Linked DNA regions of Mus musculus: regions 1, 2 and 4 are each linked to region 3. Evidence: chromatin loops called from intact Hi-C (ENCODE). Cell type or tissue: heart. All regions are shown on one strand.

Region 1 (8,000 bases), 340 kb after region 3:
GCAAAGGACAAAGTCAACAGGACAAATCAACAACCTATAGATTGTGAAAAACAATCTTAACTAACCCCACATCCGATAGAGGGCTAATAATCCAAAATATATAAAGAACTCAAGAAGCTAACCTCCAAAAACCAAACAACACAATCAAAAAATGGGATATAGAACTAAACAGAGAATTCACAACAGAGGATTCTCAAATGGCCGAGAAGCACTTAAAGAAATGTTCAAAGTCCTTAGTGATCAGGGAAATGCAAATCAAAACGACCCTGAGATACCACCTTACACCAATCAGAATGGCTAAGGTCAAAAACTCATGTGACAGCATATGCTGGAGAGAATGCAGAGAAAGAGAAATACTTTTCCATTGCTGGTGGGATTGCAAGCTGGTACAACCACTCTGGAAATCAATCTGGAGGTTCCTCAGAAAATTGGAAATAGATCTACTTGAAAACCCAGTTATATATACCACTCTTGGTCATATACCCAAAAGATGCCCCATACCCAAGGGCACATATTCCACTATGTTTGTAGTGGCTTTATTTGTGATAAACAGAAGCTGGAAACAACCCAGATGTCCCACACTGGAAGAATGGATATAGAAAATGTGGTTCATTTACACAACAGAATATTATTCAGCTATTAAGAACAATTACATCATGAGTTTTGCAAGCAAATGGATGGAACTAAAAAATATTATCCTGAGTGAGATATCTCAGACCCCAAAGGACATGCGTGGTATGTACTCACTAATAAGTGGATATTAACCCCCAAAAGCACAGAATACCCAGGAAACAATCCACAGAACTCAAGAAGGCTAACAAGTGAGGATGCTTCAATCCTACTAGGGAGAGAGAAGAAACCAGAGGGCAGAGGGAGGGAAGGAACTGGATGGGAGACGGAAGGGGGAGGGGAAGGGAGGAAGGGAACATGATCAGGTATGGGGGAGGGGAACAAGAGTAAAGCTCAGAAGGCCAGCAGAATGAGTGTAAATATACAACCTCTGGAGGTGGGAGGTGGGCAACCTTCTAGAATGTACCAGAGACCTGGGAAGTGAGAGACTCTCAGGACTTAAAGGAAGGGACCTTAGATAAAATGCCAGACAGTGGGGAGAGGGAACTTGTAGAGTCCACCTCCAGTAGAAAAACAAAGCATTAAGTGGAGGGATGGGTTTGCCATCTGTAGTGGCTATTCCTGGTTGTCAACTTGACAATATTTGGAATGAACTACAATCCGGAATTGGAAGGCTCACCAGTGACCCTTATCTGGAGGCTTGGAGATCCTTATCTGGATCTTGGTATGGAGATCTTGAGCCATAGTGGCTATGGATTCCAGAAGATTGAATCTCCGAGTTTAAGGAACACACCTTTAATCTGGGCTACGCCTTTCATCTGGGATTAAAGGTGTGGTGGAACACACCTTTAATCTGGGCTCCACCTTCTGCTGGAGACAATATAAGGACATTGGAAGAAGGGAGTCTAGCTCTTGCTCTTGCTCCTTCGCCTGCTTGCTGCGTGAGACTGAGTAACTGCTAGATCCTTGGACTTCCATTCACAGCTGCGACTGAACCATTGTTGGGAATTGGGCTGCCGACTGTAAGTCATCAATAAATTCCTTTACTATCTAGAGACTATCCATAAGTTCTGTGACTCTAGAGAACCCTGACTAATACACCATCCCATGGTCAAAAGCTCTGACCCAGAATTATTCCTGTCTAAAAGAACTGCAGGGACAAAACTGGAGAAAAGACTGAGGGAAAGGCTGGCTAGTAACAGGTCCAAATTGGGACAGATCTCAAGGGGAGGCTGACACTATTACTGATGCTATGTTGTACTTATAGACAGGAGCCTAGCATGGCTATCCTCTGAGAGGCCCAACAAACAGCTGACTAAGAAGCAGATACACCCAACCAATGGTCTGAAGTTTGGGACCCCTGTGGTTTAATTAGGGAAAGGCTGGAAGAAGTTGAGGAGGAGGGCAACCCCATAGGAAGACCAGCAGTCTCAACAAACCTGGTCTCCTGAGATCTCACAGGCACTATCCAGTCAGCACAGACTAGCGGGTCTGAGGCCCCTGACACATATTCAGCAGAGCCTGGTCTGGCCTTAGTAGACACACCTAACTCTTGAGGAGACTTGAGGCCCCAGGGAATGGGAGGCCTGGTGGAGTGTGGGGTTGTGTGGGGGTGTGGGGACATCCTCTTGGAGACAGGGGACAAGAAATGGGATGAGGAACTGTTGGCGGTGAGAATGGATGGGGGATAACAACTGGACTGTAAAAAAAAAAAAGATTAAAGATAATTTAAAAAAAAATAAAAAAGAGCATACACCATGTAAGGGTGATTTAACAACGGTAAAGCAATAAACATAATACAGTAACTGTTGGGGGCTGTTGTGGAGCTAGAAGGTCTGAGAGATAGGCCAAGAAGATGGACTTTGCTTGCTTGGTTGGCCAAGGAGAGATGCACAGTGGGTGGTAGAGTGGGGTGAGGGTTATGTTTCCATAGCCATGGATTGAAGGTATTTATAGGCCAATGGGAAAGATCCTGTGGAGAGGGGGAGGAGGAGGAGGAGGAGGAGGAGGAGGAGGAGGAGGAGGAGGAGGAGGAGGAGGAGGACCACTCCGGACAGAGAAGTGGGCGGGCATGGGGAGGATCTGAGGATCTGGGCAAACTGTACTTTCTGTGGCATAGCAGATGCAGAAAGGTTTGTGCATGGTTTCAACTGGGCTCTTGGCTGGTAGCTGCCACAGACACGGACAAGTGGCCAGGTAGTATTTTCTGAGTTGTTTCTGTGTGTCTGTCTTTCCTAGTCTGGGCCGTCTGCCTGGTCCATGCCATTATAGGGAAATCCACACCAAACTCCAGGCACAGTCCCACAGGCCGGGCATCTCCGTTCTGGGCTCTGCTCCCTGATGAGATTCTCAGACTGCTTCCCCTCATTCATGGAGAAGCAAGCTTACAGGGCAGGCGTGGGAACCTGCTCAGCTGCCAGAGCATCCTTCAGTTCAGATCGAGGTCGGTTGCTTCCCTGTCTTCTTGACTGTGTGTGTCTCAGACAGAGCTGGTTGAGGTGTCCAATCTCATTGGCCTGTGTTATAAGCCATAGGTTGGCCCTAGGATGAGATGCTCCAGGCTACGCCAACTTCTCACATTTACAGAAGAGCCGAAGCCTGGCTAGCCTGAGCCCCTCAGAGAAGCAGTTAGGCTTTGGAGATGGGTCATCTGGAGAGATGAGGTGCGCTGACATCTCAGACCCTTGTCTTTTCCCTCCCTCCACTCCCCTCCCAGGATACTCAATTCCCGATCTTAGTGACGCCAGCCTCCTGCAATTTGCCGGTGGTAATGGATGTGGGGGTGGTGGGACCACAGAGGGCTGGAGCAGGCTGGGATGGGGGCGCCGCCCCTGGTGCCGGTCCCACGCGGCGCAAGGAGGTGTGCATCGCATACGTGCAGCGCGTGGCGGCTCGGGCCTTCCCGAAGGCTCCAGTGGCTCGGAGCCAGGCCCGGGCGGGCCCGGGGGGCGGGAGGTGGGGACGTGGCGGAGGCTCAAGCGGGCGGAGACTGTGACGAGGGCGGAGCCGAGAGCGCCGGGGCGACGCCGCGGGAGGTTCTGGAAACGCCGGCTTCTGCGCGTGTTCAGGTGAGCGCGGGTCCGCAGGGTCGTCGCCGGGCTGGGCTCGGGTCCCGGTGGCCGGGCGGTGCGTTCTGCTCTGCGCGGAGCCGGGAGCTGGATCCGGGGTCCCTCAGCCCCGTGCCCCGCGTCCGGCGCCCTGATTCTGCACCCGCCTGGGTTCCTGTCCCGCCCGCGTCCCTTCCCAGGGTTAGGGCGGTGAGGTCAGCGGTGCCCTTCCTGCCGGTACTGTTAGGCCGGGCCGGACAGGACACTTGGCGGGCTCCCGGGAAGGGGCGACCTGACCCCGGGGTCGCCCCCCGATCTAAGGCGGAGGCGCCCGCCTGGCCCCGAAGGCGGCGCTGCTTAGGATGAGGAAGACCCCTGGCTCCCAACCCTGGCAAGGACCAGCTTGGTCGCTGCCAGTTTTATGGGCTCTTAAATCAGAAACTCTCCTCCTATCTGTCAGAAGACATCCTTGTCGAACCTCTGATGTTTTCCCTGAGCAGTTTCAGAGACCGGTGGCGATTGGCTGACTGATTCAACAAATAGAGCATTCTCTGTGCCTGGAGACTTTCAAGGACTGAGGCAGGCAGAAGGGAAGACTCAGAAAGTTCAGGTCCAGAGCATCAGCAAGGTAAGTACTGAGTTAGTGTGGAGTTTGGGCTGTGTGGACTTGGTAGATGTCTGGATGCTTCCGGGCAGGAGACATGGGCTGGGGTGGGAGGCTCCGGTAAACTGGATTGGTCACTTAGGAACCTGGACTGAGGAATCACCCTGAGTGGCCGCAAGCTTGGGCCAGTATCACGTCTGTGGTACAGTAGTGGAATCAAGGTAACGGAAAAGGGCCGCTTTAGGGAATAGCTGTCCAAGGGCCCCACCCACAAGCAGTGAGAGATCTGCATGAGGAAAGTCCACTGAGCCCTTGCAAGGTGAGCATGGGTCTGGGTACTTCTGTCGCAGGATTTTACTGGGAAGTACAGGTGGGTCTTCCTGTCATCTGTATTCTAATGTGTCATTTACTATGCTGAAGGAGATCATTGAATTGCCCCCTACAGCAACTCTGCTGTGCTCTCAACGCGCTAAGGAGTCTCAGTACAAGAGAATCATTGGGGAAAGGCCTCCAGCCAACTCACTCCATCCTTGCGACGTGGCTTCCCTGACTGGGCCACACAGTGGATCCTTACCCTGAAGAATGACACTTTAAGGATTTTGCTTCTTAATGCAGGCCATCTCGTTACTGACACCTTATCCCTCCTGATGGAAGAGCTTCCTGGAACTAAGAGCAGGGTCCCAGTGCACCACTTTGTAGCTTCTGACATCCTCAAACGTTCTCAGCTTTGCAGAGGTCTATTGTCTAGCTCAAAATTTATAGGGTGATTTTGCAAGTTGTTGCTTGTTCTGAATTTATATCACATCCAAGTCAGCCCATGGTTGAGTGCCCTGTTAAATTGACCAGGCTTTCCTCTGGCGTGTATCTCCACTGCCTCTGAAGTGTCCAGGGTGTAGTCTCTCGATATGGTTCTGTGTGTGCCTCAAGGCCAGCCTCTCGGCTCCTCTCCATGTACAGAATGTTTGACCTTGGGATTCTTTTCTTCTTGGGCCTTCTTGTCCTCACACGAGCTTGTCCACTGTGTGGCCCAGCCAGTGAAGCCACATTGCTTGATGGAGTGAGTTGGCTGGAGGCCCTAGCCTGAAGATTCTGTCATATTGATCCTCCTTATTACCGTCAGAGCTCAGCAGGCAGATATGGTGACAACTCAACTGAAGCATTGTGTGTGACCTTTGGGAGTCCCTCCACATTGTCACAGGCTCTGCAGAGAGACTTACTTATCTATAGATTGGACTGCGTACAATGGACTGTGGGTTGTTCCTTGAATTGCATGTGCTTCATATCTGACTAGACTGGGCCTGGGGCTTGAATGAGGGAGAAGACAGGCGGTGGGGGAGGAGCTCTTTTTGCCCACAGGCAGCTCATAATCTCTCTGAGATCGCTGTTTAGCCCTGGCAGCTGCCTAGAGCCTAGGGAGGAGCCCTAGTGTGGGTGCTCATCAGAGGGAGACTGAGGCCCTGCAGCTCTGGGGACTGCGTGGAGTGAGGGAATTGAGGGCTTCCTTGTCTGCTGAGAAAGCTTCCATTTTTGACTGCATTCTCCCACATCCTTGGGAGGGTTTGAGGCTGGACCGAAGGCCTTGGCTGACTTAGGGCCACGTTGGCCGATAGTGTGCAGAGGCCTGGGGGGTGTGTCCCTGGCTTCTGGGATCTGTCAAGAGCTTAATTTTATGCAGATGGAGGTTGACAGCAAATGCTGCAATGCAGGCACGGGAAAGACCAGCAGAGTCCTGGAAAGAGGCTTCAACTTTGAAAACCATCATTCAAATCTAGTCATTTAGACCTTTGAAGTACCTGAGGGTGGGACACCAGCGTATCCCAGAGCAAAGGGAATTACTGAGTCCTGTGGTCTGTGGGGTTTGTGCTGGGGATGTGGAGTGAAGGATAGACAGACAGTTTTCCTTCTCAGCGAGAGCAGAGCAGGATGAGAAGGTCAGACTAGGCTTTTTTGAGAAGCGGGGTTTTGTTCCGCTGGTGCCACTGCAGGGCAGAGACTTTCGTGTTTGGATAGTGATTTTCCTGACCCTGATAGGATCTGTTTGAGCCTGGTACAGGTCAGCCTCTGCTCCAGACTTCTTGGTAAGTGCTTGCTAGAGATTGCTTGCTCTGTACCTGGCATTCCTGGGAGCCAGGGAGTGGTGGAGATCCCAAGGCCTGGTACTCTTGGGAGACTGGAATGAGTAGGTCAGAAGCATAGAACTATAAGAGATTTTGGAGTATTGGTTCTGCTCCCTGTCTTTTGCCAGGGAACCATTTTTGTGTGTGTGTGTGAGCTTTGGGGCCTGTGATTGGTCAATTCCAGGGTCACCTCCAAGTGTTGCATACTTTGGTGACACCTGTTTCCAGTCTCCCCTGAATTGAATATGTCATCTCTCCTGGCATTCCTGGGACCCAGACATCACTCACCTTCTGACGTCTTCTTGTTTCTTCACTACCTCTTTGTATGGGCCTTCCTCACTCCAAGAGCCACTAACTTGGGCTGAGCAACTGTCCACTTCAGATCCCCTTGAGTTCCTGTGATTCTCTTGGTTGGTTCTGATGATTGGTCAAAATCAGCTCAATGATTGACAGCTTGCTGGCGTGTGTCGTCTAATTCAGTTCACAGAACTATCAAGTATAGGTCCTAAGGATGGTCTCCGTTGTATAAATGAAAAAAACTAAGGATCAAAAAGTCCAGGACTCCAAGGTTACAACGCCAGGAAATGACAGTTGGAGCTAGGGTTTAACTCTGGGTCTTTCTGACTCCATGGCAGGCATGCCTGCTCCCGGGGTGATAATGTGTGACATGTCCAGTAGACATGACTCTGGCTTGAATTCAGGGAATGGTGTCCTTACTTTTCCTCCATGAACTCTCCTTTTCCTGGTGGCCTCCAAGTACGGGTGTCATGGGCTTCTTAATCTGCGAACCTTTGAGACATCTGTGACCAAGTTTTCAATCTGAGTGCAGTGTGGATTCGCAGTCTTGGGAAGGCACAGGTGCTATGACAGTTACTGAGTAAGATAGGATGGTGTATTAGTCAGGGTTCTCTAGAGTCACAGAACTTATGGATAATTTCTAAATAGTAAAGGAATTTATTGATGACTTACAGTCGGCAGCCCAATTCCCAACAATGGTTCAGTCGCAGCTGTGAATGGAAGTCCAAGGATCTAGCAGTTACTCAGTCTCACGCAGCAAGCAGGCGAAGGAGCAAGAGCAAGAGCTAGACTCCCTTCTTCCAATGTCCTTATATTGTCTCCAGCAAAAGGTGTAGCCCAGATTAAAGGTGTGTTCCACCACACCTTTAATCCCAGATGAAAGGCATAGCCCAGATTAAAGGTGTGTTCCTTAACTCGGAGATTCAATCTTCTGGAATCCATAGCCACTATGGCTCAAGATCTTCAAACCAAGATCCAGATAAGGATCTCCAAGCCTCCAGATAAGGGTCACTGGTGAGCCTTCCAATTCCGGATTGTAGTTCATTCCAAATATTGTCAAGTTGACAACCAGGAATAGCCACTACAGATGGTATCAGTGTGTCTTGCAGGAGGGGCCTTAGCTGGGGAAGCTTAGCTTGCTGACGTGCCTTCAGCAGCCTCGGTGGTTCTTCTTATGTGGTTTACAGTACCGTTTCCTCCTCATTCCTGCTTTGTGTAGTTTTCATCATTCATGGTCAACCACACTGTGAAATAGTCATTGGAAAATAGAAGACATAACAACTCTAGGCTCTCCTAAGTTCTGTGACGGAGTCTGTGTCACTCTACGCTGGCCTTCCCAGTGTATCATTCCTTCCTTAGTGTATC
Region 2 (8,000 bases), 50 kb after region 3:
TTCTATGTTAGAGACATAGCAGAAAATGTTTCTTGTCGGGGTCAGTCTCAGCAGGAAGCAGGTCCACCCCTTCCCGCTACCCAGGGACAGAAGAGTTTAAGGAAGAGCCTGTTTATGAAGAGGGGAGGGGAGGGGAGGCAGCATTGAGAGAAATATAAAGGGAAAGTGAGCAGCCAGTAGGGACCTCCACAGTAGGAAGCCAACTGTGGCCAGGAACCTAAGAGCTGCAGGCCAGTGCTGCCGGAGCAAGGGGGGAGCTGGGGCAGAAAGCACCCCAGGGTGACTCTACTCCTCTTCATCTTCAGCTGGGGTCTTCAATTGGCAAACACAACTGGAAAAATGAAGACACAGAAGAAAGCTGACAGTTTCCCCCTGGCTGAATCTTGGGCAATGTAGAGAAGGACAGAGAAGCAATAGAAGCCGGGCTGGTGGGGTAGCAACCAAAGACACCCAGCATTGGTGATGTGTTTATAAAAAGATAGAGAAGGAATATGTTCTATGAGGGTGTCACGGTGAGGTATGGGGGGGAGGGGGTGTCTCATCGGGCCCATGCATCTCTTCCCCTGAGGACCAGCCACACACGGTATAGTATAGAATGGTATAGTATAGAATAGAGTTTATTCAGGGTATGGGGAGGGGAGTTAAGAGTGTAGTAGAGGCAGAGTGGAGAAGTAGAGGCCAGAGGTCGAAAGAGGGGGAAGTGTATAGGGAAGGGAGGGGGGAAGGGAGGAGTCCAAGAAGGCAGGCAAGAGCAAAACAAGAAAGCAAGACAGGAGGGGGCATGCAGCCCCGTTGATAGTGGGTCCGGCTTACCTGGCTGTTGCCAGGTAACTGTGGGGAGGAGCATGCCTGTCTGTTGCTAGGTAAGTGTGGGGTGGGGCTTAGACAGAATGCGTACAGTTGTCACCCATGATAGTCATCTTAACAATGGAAGCTGTGAGCTGCTCTTTCTGCTCTTCTCGTCCCTTCTGCATCCACAGGACTATGACCACAAGGACAGGAAGCCACAATGAAGGTGTCAAGAATTCAGCCCAGCAGCAGTACAGTTCTCTGGGTAAAGGGCTTGTTACCCAAGACTGGAGAACCCGAGTTCAACCCCTGGAACTCGAATAAATAGAAGGGGAAAACCGACTCCACAGTTTTCCATTAACTTTTACACATGTGTTCTGGCATGGGTACCCACATACACCTACATATATAATATACTCATACACAATAATATGAAAAGGGATTCTAGCGTGGGGATGGGGTTCACATCCTGGAGAGACAACTAACTACCTCTCTTAGCTTAGTAATTAAATGGTTAACATGCATGTTCATGAAAGTCACTGAATTATCAACCAAAAGGCTCATGGAGCAACAGATAATTAGAATGGGGAGACTGCTTACAGAATGACTTCTCGTGATTCCTTAGGACTCCTGCTTTTCCTGTTCTGGATGTGGACAAAATGGTGCTAAAGATGGGCAAGGAGCCAGGCCCTGGAGCCACATAGCTTCTCTCTGCTAGGCCAGAGCCAGGCAGTCTCAGCTGTTGCAGAAGGCACATACTTATCACCTGAAGTCGGGACAGACTGGCCTTAGGTTAACAGCTCTTCTACCAGGAGCTGATGGCATGGATAAGAGCAGGCCAGTTGAGGCAGAAGCAGGTTCTGAGGACTGAGTCTTCCTCTCATTGCTGGCCTTTGAGCACCTCTTCTCCGAGCCTGGAGCTCAGAGTCTAGGGGCTATTCAGCTGGCTTGCGTGTCAATGCACTACAGCTTTAAAAAAGTTTTAAAACTTTTATTTAATGTGTGTGAAGAGGGCAAGGGTGTCACGTGTGGAGGTCAGAGACCAACAATTTTGTAGCGCTGGCTCTCTCCTTCCACATTTATGAAGGTTCAGGGCATTGAACTCAGATTTCTAGGCTTGTATAACAGATGATAAGTATACTTACCCACTGAGCTATCTCACTACTCCCCCCCACACTTCTTAACGCATCAATGGCTGCACTAAAAACAAAAACAAAAAAAACCCCATACATGAAAAAAAGAAAACCCACATTTTTTTTTAAAGCACACATCATTATTGTAGAAATATGCCCTGTAGAAAACAAGGAAATCGTGAAATGAATCATGATTCTGTTAGCCTTCCTCCAAAACAAAACAGAAGATCAAGGCTCCTGGAGAGCTCTCGAGGTCCATGCCTTCTGGCCACACATTAGCTGGGAGTCTGCTGCAGCCTTGGAGGTGCCATCAGTTATGGGAGAAAGGCTAAGGCAGATCACATTGTCTTGGTTCCGAGACTGGCTAAGAAAAGGTCATTTTCAGCTGCCCAGGATGCAAAGCTACTGTCTATGTGATCCAAGGTCTTTTATTTATCCTTTGTTCAAAGCCAGTAATATATCCAAATATATTGCCTGGGGTAGTGGTGCACACCTGTAATCCCAGAACTTGAGGGACAGAGGCAGGAAGGTCAAGACTTCCAGGTCAGACTTGGCTGTACAATGAGCCCAAAGTCAGTTTGGGTTACATGACATCCTATCTCAAAAGCAAACAAACAGCTGGAAATCATAGCATCAGGAGACAGAGGCAGGCACATCTCTGTTCCAGGACATCCAGGGCAACACAGTGAGACTCTGTCTCAAAATACTAACAACAAGCTGAGTGTTGGAGGCAGAGGGAGGTGGATCTTTGAGTTTGAGGCCAGCCTGGTCTACAGAGAGGTCATGAATGGCCAGAGCTACACAGAGAAACCCTATTGAAGAAGAAGGAGGAGGAGGAGGAGAAGGAAGAAGAGGAGGAGGAGAAGGAGGAGGAGGAGGAAGAAGAAGAAGAGGAGGAGGAGGAGGAGGAGGAAGAGGAAGAGGACCCACAAACAAAATAATAGATATGTCTTTCTCAATAAATATGTGTGTATGTCACTCTGATGCTTGATATACCCTTGGATAGATGGGAAAGTTGTGAATAATTTCTTCTCTTTTAAAATTACATTTATTTATTTATTTATTTAGTGTGTACTTGAGTGGAAGTATACACACGTGCCGACTGAGTGTGCGGAAGTCAGAAGTCAACTTGTGGGAGTGGGAATCAAACTCCGGTCTTCAGGCTTGGTGGCAGGCACCCTTACTGAGCAAACTAACTGGCTCCTGAACAAGTTCTCTGTGATGTTACAAATGTTGCGGTTATAGACAACACCTTTGTACAGTCACCTTTGCTTGGATGTGATTATTCCTTAGTTCTGCAAGGCCAACTGCTTGGTCGAAGGCTGGACACAGTTTTAAAGCTACCTCTTTCCAGTCATAGCAGCAGTCCCCCGTGTCAGCACTATCTTACATCAGGAGCATCCCCACAGCAACATCAGTCTACATCATCACTCCCATACCCACAACATCAGCAGCCCCCGCATCAGCAGCAGTAGCTCCCTAGTAGCCCCCCCCCCACCCCACCAGCAGTACATTTTGGTATAGACATACTGCCTTACATCAAGTAGCTGCTGATTTTCTTTCTTTTCTTTTTTTTGTCAATTAGACTGAGATTCAGCAGGGAACCATAGTGGGGGCAGGGAGGAGAGACATTTTAGTAAGCTTTTGGTCTAGAACTAAACTGATCAAGGCCTTCCTTGACTTTGGAGCACCATGGAGGAGCTCTGGAGACGCTAGCAAGGGAAGGCCTTTGGGTGGTGGAGCAGGAAGGCCATCCTGTGGGCCTGACGCCAGGCATTTTCCCATGGAAGTGCTGCTGGGTCTAGAACAAGGTCTGTCACTCTGAGATCACTGGCTCTGTGGAATCCTCAGCGAGCCCTGTCCTGCTGACTGCCACCTTGTTCATGTTACTGCATGAGAGCCATATGAGGTAGGGCTATCTGATCTTGGGCTTCCTGCCTCTGGGAAAAAAATGAGTCTAAATGAAATGTTTTCCTTTATAAATTATCCAATTTCAGATGTTCCATTGTACCAGCAGAAAACAGACTCTAAAGACCTCACGCCACCCCTGGCGTGACTGAACTGTCCCCTAGTTCCAGGGTTCACACTCTGTCCGTGAAGCCAGCACCATTCCCCTGGGGTTTCCTGGGCTACTTTCCATAACCTTTAAGACGGGAAATCCCAAACCAGCCACAGTTCATTGCTCTCTTACCTCTTAGCTGTTCTCGTTGGAGGCGCTGTGCACTCCAGCACCTGGAAGAAGAAAGGACGTGGATAGTGAGTGGATTGGGGACAGACGGCGAGTAATGCAGGCTCATCTGTGACAAGCTCTCCAAGAGCCACTGAGATGTGGGCTAGCTGCACACAAACTGAGACAGGCACAGGGCCATGGCACACCCAAGGCCCTTTCTACTGAGACTGGCTTCTCAGCGTTGAATGCCTGCAGACTAGGAGAAACCCCAGCGCTCTTCCTTCTCAAGGCTCGGGGAATAGAAGCGACCTCTTTATTTATCTTTACTGATGGAGCCAATCAGCAGCTACTTATTGAACACCCTATGGCCATCTCACCATGGGTGGGCAGATCTCAGCAGTTACTGAACACCTACCATACATGCCGAACACTGTCCTAGGACCTGGAGTATGCAGCAGTGGAAAGAAGCATTTGCCCTTAGGGAGTCTGTGTTCTTGGAAATACTAAGAGCTGAATTAATAAACAAACATATAGTAGTCACAGGAAATAAAGTGCTATGAAGGGGGAAAAAAAAGAAAATCAAGAAGAGTAGGGAATGTTGAGAAGTAGTTTTAAAATTCTGAATAGTGGGGCTGGGATGTATGTAGCCCAGTTGGTTGACTGTTTGCCTTGCATATATGAAGCTCTAGGTTTCATCTCCAGCACCACATAAAACTAGGTGTGGTAGCATATGCCCGTGATCATTATACTTGGGAGGCAGAGGCAGGAGAACTGGAAATGCAGAGTCACACTTGGATATGCAGTAAGTTCAAGGGCAGGCTAGGATATAAGAGATGCAGAAGGAAAAAAGAAAAAAAAAAGAAAAAGAAAAGAAAGAGAAAGAGAAAGAAAGGTCTACAAACATGAGCACATATGGAAGGTTGGATTTCCAAGAGTGAAAAAATAACCCAAGAGTTGAGGATCTGAACTCAGTGGGTTATGGAAGAGTGGCTCCCAGGGTCAGGAACAAGAACATTTAAAGTCTGGAGGTGACGGACAGCTTGCCTGGCATGACCAGAGAGGACAGCTGTGTGACCAGAGTAATGACAAAGAGGAGGAAAGAGAGGCTCAAGAAGTAGAGAGGCAGCCGTGTGTGGTGGCGCACATGCCTTTAATCCCAGCACTTGGGAGGCAGAGGCAGGCGGGTTTCTGAGTTCGAGGCCAGCCTGGTCTACAGACTGAGTTCCAGGACAGCCAGGGCTACACAGATAAACCCTGTCTTGAAAACAAAAAACAAAAAACAAAAAACAAAAAACAAAAAACAAAAAACAAAAAACAAAAAAAAAAAAGAAAAGAAAAGAAAAGAAAAGAAAAGAAAAGTAGAGAGACAGTCCTGTAATTTCAAGGCACTAGAGGAAAGCCAGTATGCAAATTTGGGCTTTGCCCCAACAAGAGTGGAGCCACTAAAAGGGTTAATAGAGAGAAATGACATCATCCTAGAAGCACTGTTGAGAATAAACTTAACAACGTTAGAGTCATTCAGTCAGAGAGCCAGTTATTGCAGAAACCCCAGGGACAATGGTGGCTTGGACAGAGGAGTAACAAGGAGGTGTTGGGGTGTGGTCAAATTCTAGAACGTGGCGCTAACAGGCTTTGCCAATAGATAACAATTGAGAATTTGAGATTTTCTTGTTTGTTTTTGTTTTGTTTTGTTTTTCTAGACAGGGTTTCTCTGTGTAGCCCTGGCTGTCCTGGAACTTACTCTGTAGACCAGGCTGGCCTCAAACGCAGAAATCTGCCTGCCTCTGCTTCCTAAGTGCCGGGATTAAAGGAGTGCGCCACTACTGCCTGGCGAGATTCCTTTTTTTTTTTTTTAACTTGATAAATACAATTTTATTTTTTGACATGTTATTTTTTTTTTTAGGTATTTTCTTCATTTACATTTCAAATGCTATCCCAAAAGTCCCCTAGACCTCCCCCCACTCCCCTACTCACCCACTCCCACTTCTTGGCCCTGGTGTTCCCCCAAACTGAGGCATATAAAGTTTGCAAGACTAAGGGACCTCTCTTCCCAATGATGGCTGACTAGGCCATCTTCTGATACATATGCAGCTAGAGACATGAGCTCCGGGGGTACTGGTTAGTTCATATTGTTGTTCCACCTATAGGGTTGCAGACCCCTTTAGCTCCTTGGGTACTTTCTCTAGCTCCTCCATTGGGGGCCCTGTGTTCCATCCAATAGCTGACTGTGAGAGATTCCTTTTTAAAAGGTGGAGGAGGGGCTGGCAAGAGGAGCACTGACTGCTCTTCCGAAGGTCCTGAGTTCAGGTCCCAGCAATCACATGGTGCCTCACAACCACTTGTAGTGAGATCTGATGCCCTCTTCTGGTGCGTCTGAAGTCAGCTACAGTCTACTTACATATAATAATAATAAATAAATCTTTGGGCTGAAGCAAGCAGGGACTGAGAAAGCGTGGTTGAATGGAGCGATGGGGTTGACCAGAGCGAGCAGAAGTTCTAAAAAAATGCAACTCCCAACAACCACATGACAACCATCTGTACAGCTACAGTGTACTCACATACATAAAATAATTAATAAATAAATAAACCTTATAAAATAAAATAAAATGTGGAGGTGGCCATCTAGTTATTCTAGTTTGATTTTTGATGCTGCGATAAAACATGGCAAGCAAAAGCCCCCTGCAAAAGGCTTTCTTTCATCTGAACCTCCAGCTCATAATCTATCATTAAGAGAAATCATAGCAGGAACCACAGGGGACTGCTGCTTGCTGGCTTCTCTGGCTCATGTTCTGCTGAGTTGCTTAGATAGGCCAGGTCCATTTGCTTAGGGATAGTGCCACCCACAGTGGGCTAAGCCCTCTTACATCAATCACTATAATTCCTCACAGACATGGCCACAGGACAAGATGATTTCTTTGATTGGGATTCCTTCTTGCCAGGTGACTCAAGGGTGTGTTAAGTTGACAACAGAAACTAGTCAGAGCAAGCTCTGAGCTTGTGAGATACAGATGCCTGCAATGGCGCAGGCTTGGTAATGGGGCAGGGTGACTGGTGGGGAGATGTTAAACACTGATATCTTTTTTTTTTTTTTTTTTTTTGGTTTTTTGAGACAGGGTTTCTCTGTGTAGCTCTGGCTGTCCTGGAACACACTTTGTAGACCAGGCTGGCCTAGAACTCAGAAATCCGCCTGCCTCTGCCTCCCAAGTGCTGGGATTAAAGGCGTGAGCCACCACGCCCAGCTAAACACTGATATCTTTTAGGCATGCCACTAGAAGGTGAATCTGGAGAGGCTGGGAATGAAGGCTGGGAGTTTTTAGCATGTAGCTCTTTAGTGTCATGGTGTAGGATAAGACTACCAAGAGGGTGGATGTCAGGGAGAAGCTGGGGACAATAGAAGCCCATTCAACAGTTTAGCAAAGGTGCCTGAGGACTATGTGTAGGAGGGCCAACAGGATGGGAGCCAGGGGGGATGAGCAGCACACAGAGACAGGCCACCGAATGTGAAGACAGAGAACTAAAGACTGGATGTAGCATCTTGCAGCTACCTGGTCACGGCAGGACCAGCAGAACAGATGGGATGAACATGAAGACGGGATGATGAGTGGAGGTAGCTGCCACAGCAGGAGGGACTTCAGAACGGAAGAGAAATTGGCTCTCTCTTCACTGTCCTCAAATGCAGACTGCAAAGCTGGCTCACTCACAACACCTCTAACTGCAACTATGGATAGGGCCAGGTTCCCCCAGTTGTCATGTTCCATCCATTTCAGGGCTCACAAGTCTGCGCTCTCTCTCCTTCTCCATTCCTATGAAGTCAGTTCTATCTCACATTGCCATGTGTAGCCTCAGGATAATGTCCATAGTCCAGGGCTGCTCATCTGATCTTCCGTGATGGGAGGCTCAAGGGCTCC
Region 3 (8,000 bases):
CCTCTTGCCTGCTGCCAGACAGGTGTTTTTTGTTTTGGTAGTGTATTAGATTTGTAAACACGCGCGCGCGCACACACACACAAGCAAGCAGCATATGGGATCGTGGGGAGAGTTCAGGCTCAGGCTCGGAAGGTAGAGTGGGAGTTCCTTCTGTGGGTCTTAGAGAAAATGGGTAGGAGGTTTTAGAGCTGGAGCCGGCCTGTCCCTGTGTCCTGGGTAGCAGCAGGTGGAGGGGGTGAATTCCTGGGGAGGAAGCATCTCCACTAGTAGCCTTCTGATGACCCTTGGAGTCCAGTGATCTGAAAGCTGTGAGCTTCCTAGGGGAAGTGAGAACGGCACCTGGAGCCCCAGCGACGGCGGGGCGAGGGATTAAACACAGAACTGCTCCCCGTAGGGGGCTTGTTATTTTCTTCCCAGTAAACAGAGGCTGCCGCCCACACCCGTCTGGTCTGAATCTTAACACTGGGGTGGAGAAAGACTGGAATCTCGAAAAAGGACTGGAATCTCGCACGTCGGTCTTAATTAGTCCTCCCTTCAGCCAGTCCTTCCAGGGAAGGAAGAGAGCCACTTAGCATGAACCTAAAAGCCCTTGTCTTCTGTTCTTTTACCTTGACGAGGGGGTGGGGGTGGGAGTTGGGAGGGGTGAAAGGGGGTCTGGGGGGAGGTGATGGGAAAGGGAGCAGAGGTCCCGCTGGAACAACAGAGCAGAGCAGAAACAACCCCAGTGCCACGCAGAGAAGCCTCACTCTTCATTCCCTACTACCGGGGCAGCGTACGTTTTTTGTAGAAATTATTTTATTGTTAAGATTATCTCAGGGAACATGTACATACTGCTAAGACCTGCTGAGTTCACCATCTCCCTGCCCTCGCAGTGATCCATTTATCCATCCACCCACCATCTATCCACCCATCTCCTCATCCACTGTCCCATCCATCTACCTGTCTCTCCTCCTACTCATCCGCCTGCCTATCAGTCTAGCCTCCACTCTATCCATCTTTCTCTTCATTTATCCCTCCTACCCACCCATTTATACATCCCCTACCCTATCCTCCTATCCACCCTCCCTCCAATCCATCTTTCACTACTTCCCATAGGGTACCTGCTTTATGCTGGCCCTTGGGGATACAGTAGCAAGCAGGATGCACCTTCCTCTTGTCCTGTTCCCCCACACACACATACACAAATATGCCCCCTAGTGAAACCCAGCACAGACACTTTTAGGCCTGCTCCCAGGCCTGTTTTATGAGCTAGGGTCAGTTGGTTCTTTAACTCAGAAATACTGGCTCAGTGGTAATGACACTTGCCCTTGTAGAGACTCCAGGTTAGGATCCCTGCACACAGCCTGAAACTCCAGCTGCAGATAATCAGGCACTCTCCTCTGGTCTCTTTTTGAGCACTGTACACACACATGTTTGAGTATGTTACATACACACACACACACACGTGCAAGAGGGGGCAGGAGAGGAGCAAGAAAATACATATACATATAAAAATGATCTTAAAAATTAAATCTGAAAAAAAATAAAAAACAAAGCTGCCTCACCACGAAAGGGGGTACAATAAAACATTCTCTCTGGGGCCCCCTCAACTGCTGCCATGGCAGCCAGGCACTCTCATCTCTGGGGCAGGCCCTGGCATCGGGATTCCCAGGCTGAGTCACCAGGGTCTGCGGGCATAGCACAAGCTCCGCTCTTGCAGAATTTAGAGTTTCCTTAGCCCTCTTGCAGGCATGGCAATCCTGAACCTGGCTGGAAAAAAGCAAAGGCCATCACTTGACCTATCTGCCTGCCTCCCTCTTGACAATCTGCTTGTCTTCAGATGGTCACCACTACTGCCAGCCCCGACCCCAGCTCTTCTGGACCAGGAGGGGCTGGAGGTCTACTGAGTTTGATTCCTGCTTTTCTGAAAGCCATGGCTGCAAAGAGGGAGATCCAAGGATTTAAGGAAATATACGCTTTGGGGTGACCCTGCCTCCCTTGACCCCAGATTCTTCTTTGGATTGAAGATGCAAGGGAGGGAACTATACTCTGACTCCCCCAAAACACCATCCTGGCCCTTCCCTGCCAAGCTTCCTGGCTCAGATTCAAACCCAACCCACAGCCATCCATGGCTGCAGGGAGCTCCAGCCTCTGAGGACAGAAGGAAGTGGCCAAGCTCACAAATCACATTCCTTAGGGATGAGAACAGTCTGCTAGCTGCCCAAGGACCCACAGGAGGGTAGGGCTCAGTCACTCACGAAGGGGCTGAGTCCACTCCTAGAGAGGGACTCTTCTTTCATCTGCAGGACCTGACTGGGCAAGGGGCCAGGGGACTGGATCCAAAAGTCCAGTTCCACTCCATGCCTCCAATTCACTCAGCTTGACTGTTGTCCCTGTGCCCGCCTCTAAGTTTGGTTGTTTCTAGCCTTGAGCTTAGCAGGCTGGACAGGACGGAAGGGCGATGCTCTTCTTGAGCATGTCCAGAGAAATCTTCCCAATGGATAAGGAAAAGAGCGAGCAAAGAGTGGATATGAACCAACACAGTTGCTGGTACCCGTATCCCAGCATTTAGGAGGTCTGGAAGATGAGAAGATCCTGAGGTCCAGGCCAGCCTCAGCTACCCAGGAATTTGAAGCCAGCCTGGGCTACTGGAAACCCTAGCTTGCACACAGGCATGCATGGACACACATGTACTGGAGATGATGGGGCTAAGTTACTAGTGTCTGCCTAGCCTGCATCAAACCCTGATACTGCAAAGACCAGGCAAAGTCACCCACATTTCAAAGGTGGTAGCAGGAGGATCACAAGTTCAAGGTCATACATACTCAGCTCCACCCTGAGTCCAACAGTCTCAGGTATGTGAGACTTTGTCTCCATGCAAAGACAAACAATAAAACTCAGGACTCAGGCAGGAACAGTCATTCCTCAGGTATCCCTTGACTTTGTGGTCCATCCTCTGCTGGTGGACCGACCGACAGACAGACACCATTACACCCTGTTCAATGATCCCTCTGCTGTTCTCCTTTGAGATCCCCACCTTCTCTGGGAACAACAGCCCCAAGAGAACTGGGCAGGTGCTCTGAGGTGGGGCTTTTCCGGGGTTGGTTTTCCCCGGTTCCCACTGGAAGTTCCAGCGAGCTGCTGGCCAGGGACTTTGGACACGTGCCCGTCCCGCTGCCTGCTTTGGAGCAGAGCTCAGCGGTTCCGGGAAACTCCTCGATTTCCTTGTTGCCTCCACGTTGGCAAGAAAGCGAAACTCAAGCCCCGCCCCTCCTGCCCAGGCCGACGGAACCTTGAGAGTGGGTGTTGGGAACTAGGGCTCCGAATCCCAGCTAGTTCACACACCTTATCGCCAGGGTACTGCGAGTTATCTCAGCCAGGTTCTCAGGCTGCAACAGATGATGGAATGTTCTTGTGGGACACCCCCCCTGTACTTCTCCTGTGTGCCTGTCCACCCCGGGGAAAGGGACCGAACAAGAGACCGAATGGACAAGAAGGACGGGGGAGGGGATTATTAAGAGCAGGAGTTCAGCTAGAGGCTTGCCAGCTTCAGCTATCCCAGGTGATTGATGGTCTGCACAGAGAAGTTTAGCACGTAGCCCCAGGCCACACAGCTTATAGATGCTGAGCTAGGTGCAAACTTCTGGCGGAAGGGGAAGGCTGGGTGGTGGGGAGAAAAAAATGCTCTGCCTCTTGGCAGGTGACTGCCTGGCACGGGTGGGGCAGGCCTGGCGTGCATGCGTGGGAGAATATAGGCGTGGGGTTAGAATGGAGGCAGCCACCTGGGCGGCCCAGCTGGGAGGCTCTGTGGTTCTCCGCCTGCCCGCTTCCCTCCCTTTCCAGGAAGCTAGCCAGAGCGGAGCCTGCAACTCACCCCCAAGTCGGGGCGGATCAGGAATGTGGAAGTTGGCCCAAAGGGCCTGGTTGCCCACTCTCCTCCAATCACGCACACCCGGCACCCGAGTGCATCACGTGGAGAAGAGGGGGGCCCACCCCAAGGCCAAGGCAGGCGAGGGAGGCTGATGTAGGGTGGGGGTGGTGTCTCCACTACCCCGCAGGATCAGCCACAGTGAAGTGGAGCTGCTCTCATCCAGCCCTGCCCTGGGTCACGGCCTCCTGGTCTGGCCTCACAGTCTCCTCGGCTCGGCTCTCCAGGCCCCACAGGGCGGATGGGAACTGAGGCCTCTTTCCTCCCAACGCTGTGTTTATAAGAAATGAAACTCCGCAGCGGGCCCCAGTGGCAGCCCACACGGTCACACGCACACTCCCGCGGGCGGGGGAGGGGCGATGAGTTCCGGAGCGGCTCTGACACCACCACCGGGCGTCCTGTGTGACTTCAGCCTGTTGGGTCCCAGGGCAGAACCTTGTGCTTTCCCAGTCAGCTGCTGCATCCCACTCGCCTCGTTTTGGATTTAAAATAAATACATAAATAAAAATAACGGTACAAAGTTTATTCTGCTGTGTCATACAGTGTGAGTGCCAGAGCTGGGAGCAGGGAGGGGTTGATCTCGTGCCCAGGCAATTCCCCAGAATCAAACTTCGGACTAACTGAGCAGAAGTTCAATTCCCATTTATTGAATAAGTTAAGATTTCTTTTCTGCCCAGGCTTCTCACAGTCACGGTGGTGGGACCAGGAGTCTCATGTCAGGCTTTGTGTTGGATGCTTTGATGTCTGACTTGTGTCTTTATTTTTAGACAGGGTCTAGGTAGCCCAGGGTGACCCTGAGCTGCCAATCCTCCGGCCTCTATTTTTCCAGTGTTGGAATTACAAGTGGGCACATTTGTCTCATCAGGTTTATGCTATACTGGGGGTCTACCCTAGGATTTCATGCACGCCAGGCATGCCCTCTACTAATTGAGATAGGCTCCCCATGAAGAAGTTTGCAGGGAAAATGGAGCTCGCCTGCCTGCTAGGAGAGTCTGAGCATTTCAAGGAGCCCTGCCTCTGGACCACAGGGGTCTGGAAGCCCTGCCAAGAGCTTGTCTGCTTTGGGGGCAGTCAAAAACCTAATTCGAGTCTCACTGGGTCCTGTCAATACCTGGGATTTCTGAGAGCATTTCCGATCTCACACCTGTCTGTCAGCACAAGCACAGGCTGCCAAAGGAATGTCTGAGTACAGAGAACCGCCATCAGATGAGGGAACAGCCATTTAGCAAGGATTTGTAGTGCCTTCCAGGTGCCAGGTATCTGCTGGTGAACATGGGGACCTTAGGCTGGCCTTGGTAACCAAGGAGGGAGGTGTCAGGGGAAAGGATTTGGTATACCAGAGAAGAGGGTAGAGGGTCCTACAGAGTGTTTGTATATGACTTTGTCACCAGCCCTATCTCCTGTGCTCCAGGCTGGCCTGGATCTTACTGATCTTACTGTATAGCTAAGGATGACTTTTTAACTTCCCATTCTAATGTCCTTGCTTCCCGCACAGCGGGGGGGGGGGGGGGGGGGGGAGGTGGTGGGGACTGGGATTACCGTGCCTGGAGTTCCTGGTGCTGGGGATAGAACCAAGGATGACTTTTTAACTTCCCATTCTAATGTCCTTGCTTCCCGCACAGGGGGGGGGGGGGGGGGGGTGCCTGGAGTTCCTGGTGCTGGGGATAGAACCAGAGCTTTGTGCAAGCTACACTACCCAGGCACTCTGTCAATTGAGATATGTCCCCAGGTCACCCCCCCCCCCCCCCGCATTATGATCACAAAAGTCACATTCAAGGAGACCCTGCTAGTGCCTCTGGAAGTCCAAAGAACCTCAGGGCCCAACACTGAGAAGCTGCGCAGCACACTAACCCGAACTGAGCCAGGGGACTTTGGGGAGGCACCCTATGGGTGCTCCTGAGTAGGACGGGCAGCTACTCTCTTTAGCTCTAACTCCAGCCTTGGGGTGTGAGGCACCTGCTAGATAGACTCTTACAGAGAAAGGTAGCCTGTGTTCCCCCGACTCAGGAGGCAATAAGAATGGAGAGATAAGACACAGAGCTGAGGCCTGAGGGCAAAGGTGTGTGTGTGTGGTGTGTGTGTGTGTGTGTGTGTGTGTGTGTGTGTGTGTGTGTGCAGGGTCGTTCTGATTGGTTGCTTTGAGGGTACTCATTGAAACTGGGCATTTTGTTCTGAGGGTTCGTTTGTTTGTTGAGACAGGGTTTCTCTGTGTAGCCCTGGCTGTCCTGGAACTCACTCTGTAGACCAGGCTGACCTCGAACTCAGACATCTGCCTGCCTCTGCCTCCCAAGTGCTGGGATTAAAGGTGTTGTTCTGAGTTTTTAAGGGGTAGAAATGGAAGCCAAGTGTGGGGGTGCACTTCTGCAACTCCAGCACTTGGGAGGTGGAGGCAGGAAGATCAGGAATTTAATGCCATCCTAAGTAGACTAGACAATGCCTCAGCAGGTAAAAGCACTTGCTCCGACCAACTGATCTTTGTTCTCTGGAGCCCATGTAAAAGCCATAGGTGGAAGTGGAAGATCAATGTTCTCTGGCTTACACATGTGCCCTGTGGCACGTATACCATCATATATGAACATGCTGACACACAAAAATAGTAAGTTAACACATTTTTAAAAGGACAACCTGGGGGCTGGTGAGATGGCTCAGCGGGTAAGAGCACCCGACTGCTCTTCCGAAGGTCCAGAGTTCAAATCCCAGCAACCACATGGTGGCTCACAACCACCCGTAATGAGATCTGACTCCCGTTTCTGGAGTGTCTGAAGACAGCTACAGTGTACTTACATATAATAAATAAATAAATCTAAAAAAAAAAAAAAAAAAAAGGACAACCTGGGTTACATGAGACATTGTTTTCAAACAAAAAGAGGGGGCAGGTAGAAGTGGAAGTTAGTTAGGAGGAAGAAGTATTCCCGCGTATGGGGGAAATGGGGGAAATGGGGTGGGGAGGACAGAGTTCAGAACCCAGAAACACAGGGGAAGGCTTGTTGATACCTTTTAGTTGAGGAGTGTTTAATGGTTTGGGAAGGGCTTTGATAGTTTACCTGATTTCACAGGGAAAAACTACAAGAAATTTGATTATGAATCTCCCTGGCTATGGCTCATGAGTTAGACATGATTCATGGATTAGAAGGAGAGCTACTGCTGAGCGGCAGCAAGACAGGTTCTGTGAGGACAGAAAGAAGGAAACAAAACATCAAGGGAAAAGCTGATTGGTTAATGCTCGGGCGGTTCAGGTGCAGAGGGGACTCCCTCGCCGCGTGCTAACTCATGGGGACTTAAAACTCCTGTGTTTAGGAAAACTTGGTTTGGTTTAAGATCTGCGTGTTCCTTTCACATTTCAATTAATAATGTAGAACTTAGCACGAGTGACTCCATTTTGGTTTGGTCTATTGGAGCCTAGGACAGGAGCTCCGTCTAAAATAGTGGCCTCTGATATTTTGGTTTACCAATCTTCTCTCAACAATTAGGGGAGATGGGTAGAGATTATTTCTGGTTTATAGTTAATTGAGGACCAGAGAGAATAATAATTTCATTCCTTAAAAAAAAAAAAATTTACTTTTAAGAGTTGAGTGTAGATGCCTAGGGAGGCCAGAAAAGGGCATCAGATTTCCAGGAGCTAACATCACAGATGGTTGTGAGAAGCCCAGTGTGGGTGTTGAGAGTCCACTCAGGTCATCTGCAAGAGCAGCGAGTTGCTTCTTTCTCATTGTGCTTTTCCCCAGCCCCAGGGGAACGCCAAAAGCACAAGATACCAACCAAGCTTTCAGACTCAGCGCTACAGCCTGTGTTCCCCGCTTTTCTAAGAACAACTGAGGGAGCGGGAAGTGGGGTGGGAAGACAGAGGGTTTGAGCCTAGCTGAAGATGTAGCTCAGTTGGCATAGCGCTTGCCCAGCGTGTACAAAGCCTGGGTTCCACCCCCAATGCCAAAAATTCCCAATGAAGCGGTGCATACTTGCATGCTCAACATTTGATAGGTTAAAAGCAAGTTCAGAACTCAAGGTCGGCCTGGGATATGGTGAGCTGTCTCAAAAAAAAAAAAATTAGAAACTGGCTGGGTGGTGTGGTACATGCCTATAATCTCAGCGCTTG
Region 4 (8,000 bases), 350 kb after region 3:
TCTGATAGTAAATTTCCATCTGAGCCATTCCGAGACTTGGCTTAGTTGGAACAAGAAGAGGAAGAACAGGCAAGGTTCAGCTGGGTGGTGGCTTTTCCGCACGTTCTGGGCTGCATGGCTGGATGGGAGACATGTCTGAAGGCCCCACTGTGGACTTAGGCTGGCTGCCAGTGAAGCTTGTCCCAGGTTGCTGCTGCGTCCCTCAGAACTGTGCCTATTTCTAGTCGGGTGAGAAGGCAGTGGTTGGCTTCATCCTCATGTCAGCAGCCCAGCCCCAGTGTTTTGACTGTGTGAGACTGAGTCACCTTTGTATCCTGAGCACCTAGCTTGCTGCCTGGAATCTCTGGGTTGTAAGTAAATGCTTGTGAATGAGTAGGGAGTAGCTAGAGAAGGTGTCTCAGTACAGAGAGAGCCGTGTCTGCTCAGAATTGCCACTCGGAGGCAGGTGCAGGCTGGCAGAGGTCAGTTTTCCTCTTCTGCTGTCTGTCTACTCTGTACAGTCAGCTTGCTTGGTTACCCTGGCCATGTTATCTCAGGTTGTTTTGTTTTGGTTTGGTTTTGTCACTGTCTCTTCTCTATTATCACTTCCTTATGGTCGGAATCCAGGTTCTTGAATCCTTTGCCTCTATTGATATGTGGCAACGGGACCTTTCTCTGTGTGGGCAACCCTCAGTCCATGTACAAAGGGAGTCTCCTGCCGGAGGCCACTTTCACGTTGGGATACCATGGCCTCCATCACTGGTTTGGGGAGAGTGGAGCTTGCAGAGGTGCTTCCTCCCCTCCTGAGATCCCGATGATCTTGGCATCTTGGGAACCAACTCTGTGAATTGGCTCCTCCTCCATGTGGCTCTTGACGCTAACCTGGCATATGTATTAGAAAGTAAGAAACACGGGTAGGCGGGAAGTCAGGTGTATACATTTATAATCTTAGCAACTGGGAGGCTGAGGCAGGAAGATTGTGACTTCCAGGCCATCCTGGGCTCCAAAATGAGACCTTGTCTCCAAAAAGAAAAACAGAATAAAACAAAACCGGGGCAGGGGCCATAAGTGAACACATGTCTCTGGTTCCATGTTCTGGCCCATCCCCTGGGTGATCCTGAATGCTTTATTTAGTGACATCTTTGAGTGTGTGTTTATGTATGTGCACGGCGTGTATGGATTTGTCTTCTCGCAGGGTCTTGGTATGCAGTTCAGGCGGCCTTGAACTTTGTCCCTCCTAACCCAGTCTGAGTTTCCAGGCATGCACCCCCCCCACGTCTTTCCACCGTGCCCACCTGATGACTGCTCCTGAATGCCTTGCAGGTACTGCCCTTTCCAGTTATGAAGCTCCAGGTGTTGGTGTTGGTGTTGCTGATGTCCTGGTTCGGTGTCCTGAGCTGGGTGCAGGCAGAATTCTTCACCTCCATTGGTATGTGGCAACAGAACTCTAGTCTACCTAAGCAGCCCTCAGCTAAGTGCAAGGGGCTGTTGCCTGAGGTTCGTTCAGGGTGGGATAGTTTAGTCAGTGATTTTGACCAGTCCAGGGAGAATGGAACTTACAAAGGCTCCCCCTATCCCTGACCCCTGCACCCCCAGGAGATCCTGATGAACATGCATCTTGGGAGGCAGCTTTCTGAATTGGACTCTCCTCTCTGGAAGTGCAGACTGCAAGTAGCTTTCAGGTCTTTTTCAGTCCTTGGCAAGAGGCCAGTCTATGCAATGAACATTCTCAGTTCCAAGGACCAGATTCTCTCCTTTTCAACTGAAGGTTAAGAGCTGATTTCCATGTGATGCGCCCTTAGATATCCATGCCCCTTTGACAGGACCAGCCGGCTGACAAGGGGACAAAGAGATTTAGAACTTCTCCTAAAGTCGTTCCCAGTGCACGTGCGCTTTGCCCAGGCATCTTCTTGACACATTGCTTCTATCTTCCTGAAGTCGGGGGTCACGGCGTGTGAATGAATAGGCCCCTTTAACTACCAGTCCCTGTGATTCCTCGTTTACTGGCATATACTGGGCAGGAGCACTCACTTCTGTACTGGTAATTTCCATAAGCCATTCCTCATCCATTTCTCACTGGCCCATGCTTCTCTCCTGTAGGGCACATGACCGATCTGATTTACGCAGAGAAGGACCTGGTACAGTCTCTGAAGGAGTACATCCTTGTGGAGGAAGCCAAGCTCGCCAAGATTAAGAGGTGTCCAATGTCCTAAGACCCCACACTAAGTCATCCCTGCTGCTCCTCTTCCCCAGCCCATCCAAGGTGTAAGAGGAAGTCATTGAGAGGTGACCTGGGGAGTTGACCTACAGTTAACTTATGCTGAGTATGGGGGGTTAGGAAGCTACGGTCTTTTATGCCTTCTTTTTAATTTACATGAGAGTTCCCAGCTCTTACCTAGATTAAGGGCTAGAAGTATCTAGGAAGTTACTATATTCATGTTTTATCATCTCTTGATGAAAGAGCCCTGGACCTCACGAGGGAAATGAGCACCCTGTGTGGGTGGGTGTGGCAGTCTCTTTTTCCTTTGGTTCCGCAGCTGGGCCAGCAAGATGGAAGCCCTGACCAGCAGATCAGCTGCCGACCCCGAGGGCTACCTGGCTCATCCTGTGAATGCCTACAAGCTGGTGAAGCGGTTGAACACAGACTGGCCTGCACTGGGGGACCTTGTCCTTCAGGATGCTTCGGCAGGTGAGGGACGGTGAACAGCCTGGAGCTGTCCTTGTTTTGTTTTAAAAGTATAGTAACAATCACTTCCTGTCCTTTTGTCATGTTTCCCAGTAGTAACATTTTCTAATTATACTTCAGTAATACATATTTTATAACAGACTTCAGGTACGTAAAATATCACATAAAATCACGATGTTTAATCCAATAACTCCATGATAAGCACCATTAAAACTATAATCTCGGGGAATGGAGAGATTGCACAGTGGTTAAGAGAGCTGGTTGCTCTTGCCGAGGATCCAGATTTGGCTCCCAGAACCTATATGTTGGCTCACAACCATCTGTATTTACAGTTCCCGGTAATATGACCTCTTCCTCTCACCCCTGGTGCAGACACACATGCAGGCAGAACTCTCATTCATACACAAAAAATAAACCTTTAAAATCATTTTTAAAAACTCTAACCTTGGGCTGGTGAGGTGGCCCAGTGGGTGAAGCCCTTATCATCCAAGTGTGAGAACTGAAGTTTGCATACCCACAAGCCATGTAGAGCCAGGCGAGTGCGTCTGGCATCATCCCAGCTCCAGGCAAGTGAGTCTGGCATCATCCCAGCCCTCAGGAGGCAGAGATGAGATTTCCCAGGCAAGCTGGCTAGCTAGACTCGCTGACCCATGAGCTCTGGGATCATGTGGGCGCTCCTGCCTCAGTAAATAAATAGAGGGTGATTGACGAAGACAAGTGACTTCAAATTTGAGCTTCCATATACATTCGCATGCATCCGTATGCACCCATCCACAAGAAAACACACGTACGCATACACGTTTATAAACGTTCATACACACCAAAAGAATCCGCTTATGTGTACAAACATGTTATTAAAAACTGGAGCTATGCATGGCCTAAAGGATTAAAACTCACTTGCTTTAAAGGATGAATGAATTAAAAATAAGCCAAGTGGGCGGAGGCAAGCTGGGTAACAGAGGCTTCATCTGAATATGTCCTACATGTGTCTCTTACGCACAACGCATGTCTGTGTGGAATTGACACAAACGTGCGCTCAGTCCTGCGTTTCCCAGGTTCTGTAGATGCAGCTTAAGTGTGCCTGTGCCGTGACTGTAATGACGGTATGGTCATCTCGTAGTGCACCTGGAGTTGTTTCCAATTTTTCAGCCCTCTTTTACATGCATTTTGGGTCTGCCTCTGATTATTTTTCTAAGCTAAATGACCTAGAAATGGTATTTACAGGGCAGAGCATAGATTTGTTTTTCTGGGGTAGTACCTTCTGCGAGTGAACACGTTCCTGTTACCCAGAGGAGAGGATATCGGTAATGGAAGGGTGGGCTGGAGGTGGGCCACGGGCTTCCCAGCCTCAGGCTGGGCCGGGCCTCTTCACTTCGCTGAGTGCTGATTAACTTCAGACTAGCTGTCTCTCTGGCTGAGACTGGTTACAGCCACGTGACCCGCCTGGGTTGGGGTTGGCTGGGGGCTGGGTAGTCTCTGGGGAGGGATTGGTGAGCTCAGAGCGGCTGGAGCTGTGCCTGTGAGCTCACAGCCTCCAGAAGCCACTGCCTTTCCCAGACCCCACCCCCCTTCACCCTCCCTTCCTGGGCTGGGCCTGCTGCACAGAACAGCTCAGAACAGGCTGTTCTGCCTGCTTTCTGGAGAGGTAGGCAAGGAAGCCCGCACAGATGCAGACAATAGATCTCCACGCTCCGACGTCTGATCTTGTCGTCCCCACTCCCTCCATTGCCATGTGGAAATGCTGTGATTACCTGGAAGGTGATTACACGTCCCGAGAGCAATCGCTTATTTTCATCTCTGATGTTGGCTGCTTGCCCCTGAGATAAGGGGGAACCCTGACAGTACCGTGTGGCTATTTCTAGGGGGTTTTCTTTTTTCCTGTATACTAAAGTCTTCCAAGTTTCTGACCACATATCTGTGAAGGAGACGATGTAGCAGCTCTTTGACACCCTGGCTTGGTGTGATGAGAGGGGATAGCAGGGGATGCTGCTACTCTTGGAAAGGGGCCAGGGATAGAATGTGTTGGAGCGCCCCTCCCAGTCCCCAGTTCTTAGGCAAATTCAAAGGCCTGAATCATTAGTATAGCAAGGCCTGGCTTCTACTTAGAGCCCTAAAATAACAGGAGCTGTGTCTCTGGCTTGGGACCAGGGCTTAGGGCCCTGGAAAAAGCCACCTGGGGCCGCTTCAGGGGTCAAATCTGTCTAGGCTCTGGGCTGTGGCCTTGGGTATTAGGAAGCTCATACCCTGCCTACTGAACTCTTATGTGCTAAGTTGTGTGCAGGGCTTTTTGGTTCCAAATGAACAGCACAGGGAGGGCTAAGAAAGTTCTGTAGAGGAGCCCCCAGATAGGACTTCACAAGGAAGGGGAGTGAGTTATTATTGTTGTTTCGACTATTATTTTGGTGTCGCACCCCGAATGTGTGCCAGACAGGTGTTTCATCACTGAGCCCCCAGCCTGCTGACAGCCTTTGAGGGAAGGCACAGGGAAATCTCATTAGCCAGAAACCTAGGTAGTGACTGTCCGCTGGGTCAAGAGTGACCTGTGTTCTCACTGTCATTTGGAAGGTTTTGTCGCTAACCTCTCAGTTCAGCGGCAATTCTTCCCCACTGATGAGGACGAGTCTGGAGCTGCCAGAGCCCTGATGAGACTTCAGGACACGTACAAACTGGATCCGGACACGATTTCCAGAGGGGAACTTCCAGGTAACACACCTCCATTTGCTTCTGTCTCCCCGCTGTCTGGACAGGTCAGACTGCTTAGATGCGACTCACTGTTGCTGTTGGTGCTGATCTTTTGGGTTTCCATTCGGTGCCAGTCTCCCATGCGTCAACCCCTACCCCAATGTCTTGATTCAGATATTAGCCAGGAACTCCCCCCAGTGTAGTAGAGAATTGAGGTCGTAGCTCAGGAAACTCCCTGCGTGCGCAGCTCACTCCCAGAGGAATGTCCATCTGCTGGTGGACCTGCTTCCATCCCTGAGCCTCTCAGTGCTTTCTGTCCAGGGCTGATGTGTAGGCTCACTGCTCATTCCCCATTGACATCTTAGTCTCCTCCCTTTCATCCAACCCGTACTTCTCTGGGCTCTCTCCTTGAGTTCATATACATCCCCCTTCAGCCCCCCATTTCTTGTTTATGTCCCCCTTTTCCTGATCTCTGTCATCTGACTTTTTATGACCTCAGTTTTTGCCCATCTCTTGTATTTCTACTCTAGATCTAATGTTCTCTTGAGCCCATGACTTCTCTTCTTCCTGCTGAGGCTGCTGGGTAGTGATTAATTTTCCCTGGTTCCCACATACTCTTGTACCCACAGTGCTTTTATCCCTTCTTTCTGTGATCCTGTTCTTCAAACTCACCAGGAGCACTGGGCCAGTAAAGCCAGCTGTCTGGCGCGGATCGCTTCTTTCTCTCTGGTGTTCTAGATTCTGGCTGCTGGTCTCTGACTTTTCTCTTTTGACTCATCTGATAATTCATTCCTCTGCTTTTGATTGTTTGTTCTTTAAATTGGCTTTTTCCCCCTTGCTTACTGCTTACTGCTAGTTGTTATGAGATTTCCTGGCCTTAGGGGGTGGAGACCAATACAACCAAGGATCCAATTGGACTTCATTATGATTTAAACACCACCTCACTCCTTGGGAGCCTAGGGGAGATACAGCAGAGAGGCCCACAGACTGTCGTAACTGCCTTCCTTCTCAGATGTCCTATCACTGGTTCATCATGAGCTAGGCTCTTGGTGTGGAGGACTCTCCTGAGCTGACAGGGAGGACGCTTCTCTTTATTCCTGCTTCATCAGGTGTTGGGCCAAGCCCAGCCGTGAGACCAGAATGAGGAGGGAATTCTGGGAAGCTTTTTGACGTGTAGCTCTGAGGCATAGTTGGTGGTAGAAGGGAACTATATCCTGACTGTATCCTGCCACAGTGAACAGGCCCCTGGGTGTCCCGAACGGGGCCAGAGGGCACGGGGAGTTACTGTCCGGAACTACTCCCACTGGTCACTCTGATCCCCTCCCCAGCTGTGGTGCCATACACGCATGATGTGCAGATCTGTGTCCCTTGTCAAGGCATGTCTCCTGGGCTTCCAGCCAGGATAAGCCAGTGCCTGTAGACATCTCTACTTGGACATTCTATAGTTTGCACAAACGTTATCTGTTTCAGATTGACGTTCCCATCTGGTGTTGCACTGTTTACCATCAGCCTTTAGCTATTATCTTAGGTGCAATTCCCATCGGCAGCCTAAGCCATAATCATCTGTGGATTCTGTCTCTTTAATGCCCTCTGACCTTTCTCATATTTCCAGCTCACTCAGGATAATTTTCTGTGTTATCCACTTGCGTTAGATGCTCAGGAGTGACCTCAAAGTCTCCCTATAGGTGGTCTTTGAGGACCCCACTGCCTCCTTGGCTTCCGTGCCTGTTCTCAGTATCGTCATCTCTGCTCCAGTACCCTGACCCATTCTGGGCTCCTCCTCCCTGTCAGAAAGCCTTTCAGCACTCAGCTTAGCTGTGGAGGACTCCACAGGGAGTTCAGGGAGCAGACACGTGAGTTTGCTTCTAGGGAGGATGCTGAGTTCTGGAAGTCATTCTTCACATTCTTGGCATTCACAGGACATGTTGATTATGGCTGCTGGTCTTTGACATCCTGAGGCAACATGGTCATATGTCATCTCATTGAGTTTTTTGGCACAAGCCCTTTAAGACTGATGCTGGTGTCTCTATTTAGGTAGATATTATTATATCTGTTTAGATAGGGGACTGAGTCTGAGGCTGGAAAAATTGTCCAGAGTCACACAAATGGTAGGTATTCAGTAAGATCTGTACATCCAGGCTCCATACAAGTCCAGACCACAGCTTGTTTATCTGTGTTACACATCCTGCCCATAATAGATTCCTGAGCCCAAAGAGTCAGGGGAGATTCATAGAGACTTGTGGAGAGAGTAAAGGGGTCCCATAAGTCCTCTAATCCTTGGCCTGCCTATGACTCCATCTTGTATTTACTCTCTTGACATTCTATCCCATGTTCCCTGAGCCACCGGGATGAACAGAGCCCGGTCTCTGCAGCAGCTGCCACTGTGCAGCAGGGCTCCCTTCTGGGAAGATGCCAGCCACACCCGATAGCATGTAATAGGGAGGTTCCTGTGGTCTGCAGGGAGGTCCTAACCCCCTTGTTCTGTGGGATCTGTTATTCTCTGAGAAACATATAGTCTTTACCATCACAAGCTTCTCTTAAGCTCCACGTCTCCCTAGAGCTGTTGCTGTTTCTCAAATTGGAACTGTCTCTGTGGTCACTCTCTCCAGCAGATGCCCCGTTAGGCACAAGGCCCGCTGAGCTGATGCTCCAG

Evidence for each region. Peaks named below come from ENCODE experiments on the same cell type or tissue, not always from the same donor. Only the 100,000 strongest peaks of a DNase experiment are listed, where the experiment ranks them.
Region 1: it touches region 3 in a loop (2.2-fold over the local background); 2 of 42 quality-filtered maps call a loop at or near these places.
Region 2: a loop joins it to region 3, with 2.9 times the contacts of the local background. A loop is called at or near these places in 3 of 42 quality-filtered maps.
Region 4: it touches region 3 in a loop (2.6-fold over the local background); 2 of 42 quality-filtered maps call a loop at or near these places.

Annotation. Positions count from the first base shown.
Region 1 is chr11:54,097,403-54,105,402 of GRCm38, forward strand. P4ha2 (procollagen-proline, 2-oxoglutarate 4-dioxygenase (proline 4-hydroxylase), alpha II polypeptide) reads left to right here and starts at 3,522. Exons shown (of 16, transcript NM_001136076.2): 1 at 3,522-3,638; 2 at 4,118-4,245. In heart, a CTCF peak has its summit at 3,658; DNase peaks (open chromatin) are centred at 2,929, 3,669, 3,839, 5,719 and 1 weaker place; H3K4me3 peaks cover 2,642 bases; H3K27ac peaks cover 2,804 bases; H3K27me3 peaks cover 732 bases.
Region 2 is chr11:53,809,463-53,817,462 of GRCm38, forward strand. It overlaps Gm12216 (predicted gene 12216), which reads right to left. Exons shown (of 4, transcript NR_033332.1): 3 at 4,114-4,154. Among named protein-coding and RNA genes, the nearest start is that of Gm30785, 27 kb to the right of the region's middle. In heart, a CTCF peak has its summit at 4,128; DNase peaks (open chromatin) are centred at 3,739 and 4,039; H3K27me3 peaks cover 319 bases.
Region 3 is chr11:53,759,811-53,767,810 of GRCm38, forward strand. It overlaps Mir7671 (microRNA 7671), which reads right to left and starts at 3,844; the gene lies at 3,787-3,844. In heart, a CTCF peak has its summit at 4,227; DNase peaks (open chromatin) are centred at 2,221, 3,181, 4,041, 4,971 and 1 weaker place; H3K4me3 peaks cover 2,799 bases; H3K27ac peaks cover 4,539 bases.
Region 4 is chr11:54,108,907-54,116,906 of GRCm38, forward strand. P4ha2 (procollagen-proline, 2-oxoglutarate 4-dioxygenase (proline 4-hydroxylase), alpha II polypeptide) reads left to right here. Exons shown (of 16, transcript NM_001136076.2): 3 at 1,303-1,408; 4 at 2,080-2,176; 5 at 2,517-2,668; 6 at 5,231-5,368. The coding sequence starts at 1,321. Among named protein-coding and RNA genes, the nearest start is that of P4ha2, 12 kb to the left of the region's middle. In heart, no CTCF peak of the experiment used is centred here; DNase peaks (open chromatin) are centred at 185, 3,255, 4,235, 4,745 and 3 weaker places; H3K4me3 peaks cover 861 bases; H3K27ac peaks cover 3,315 bases.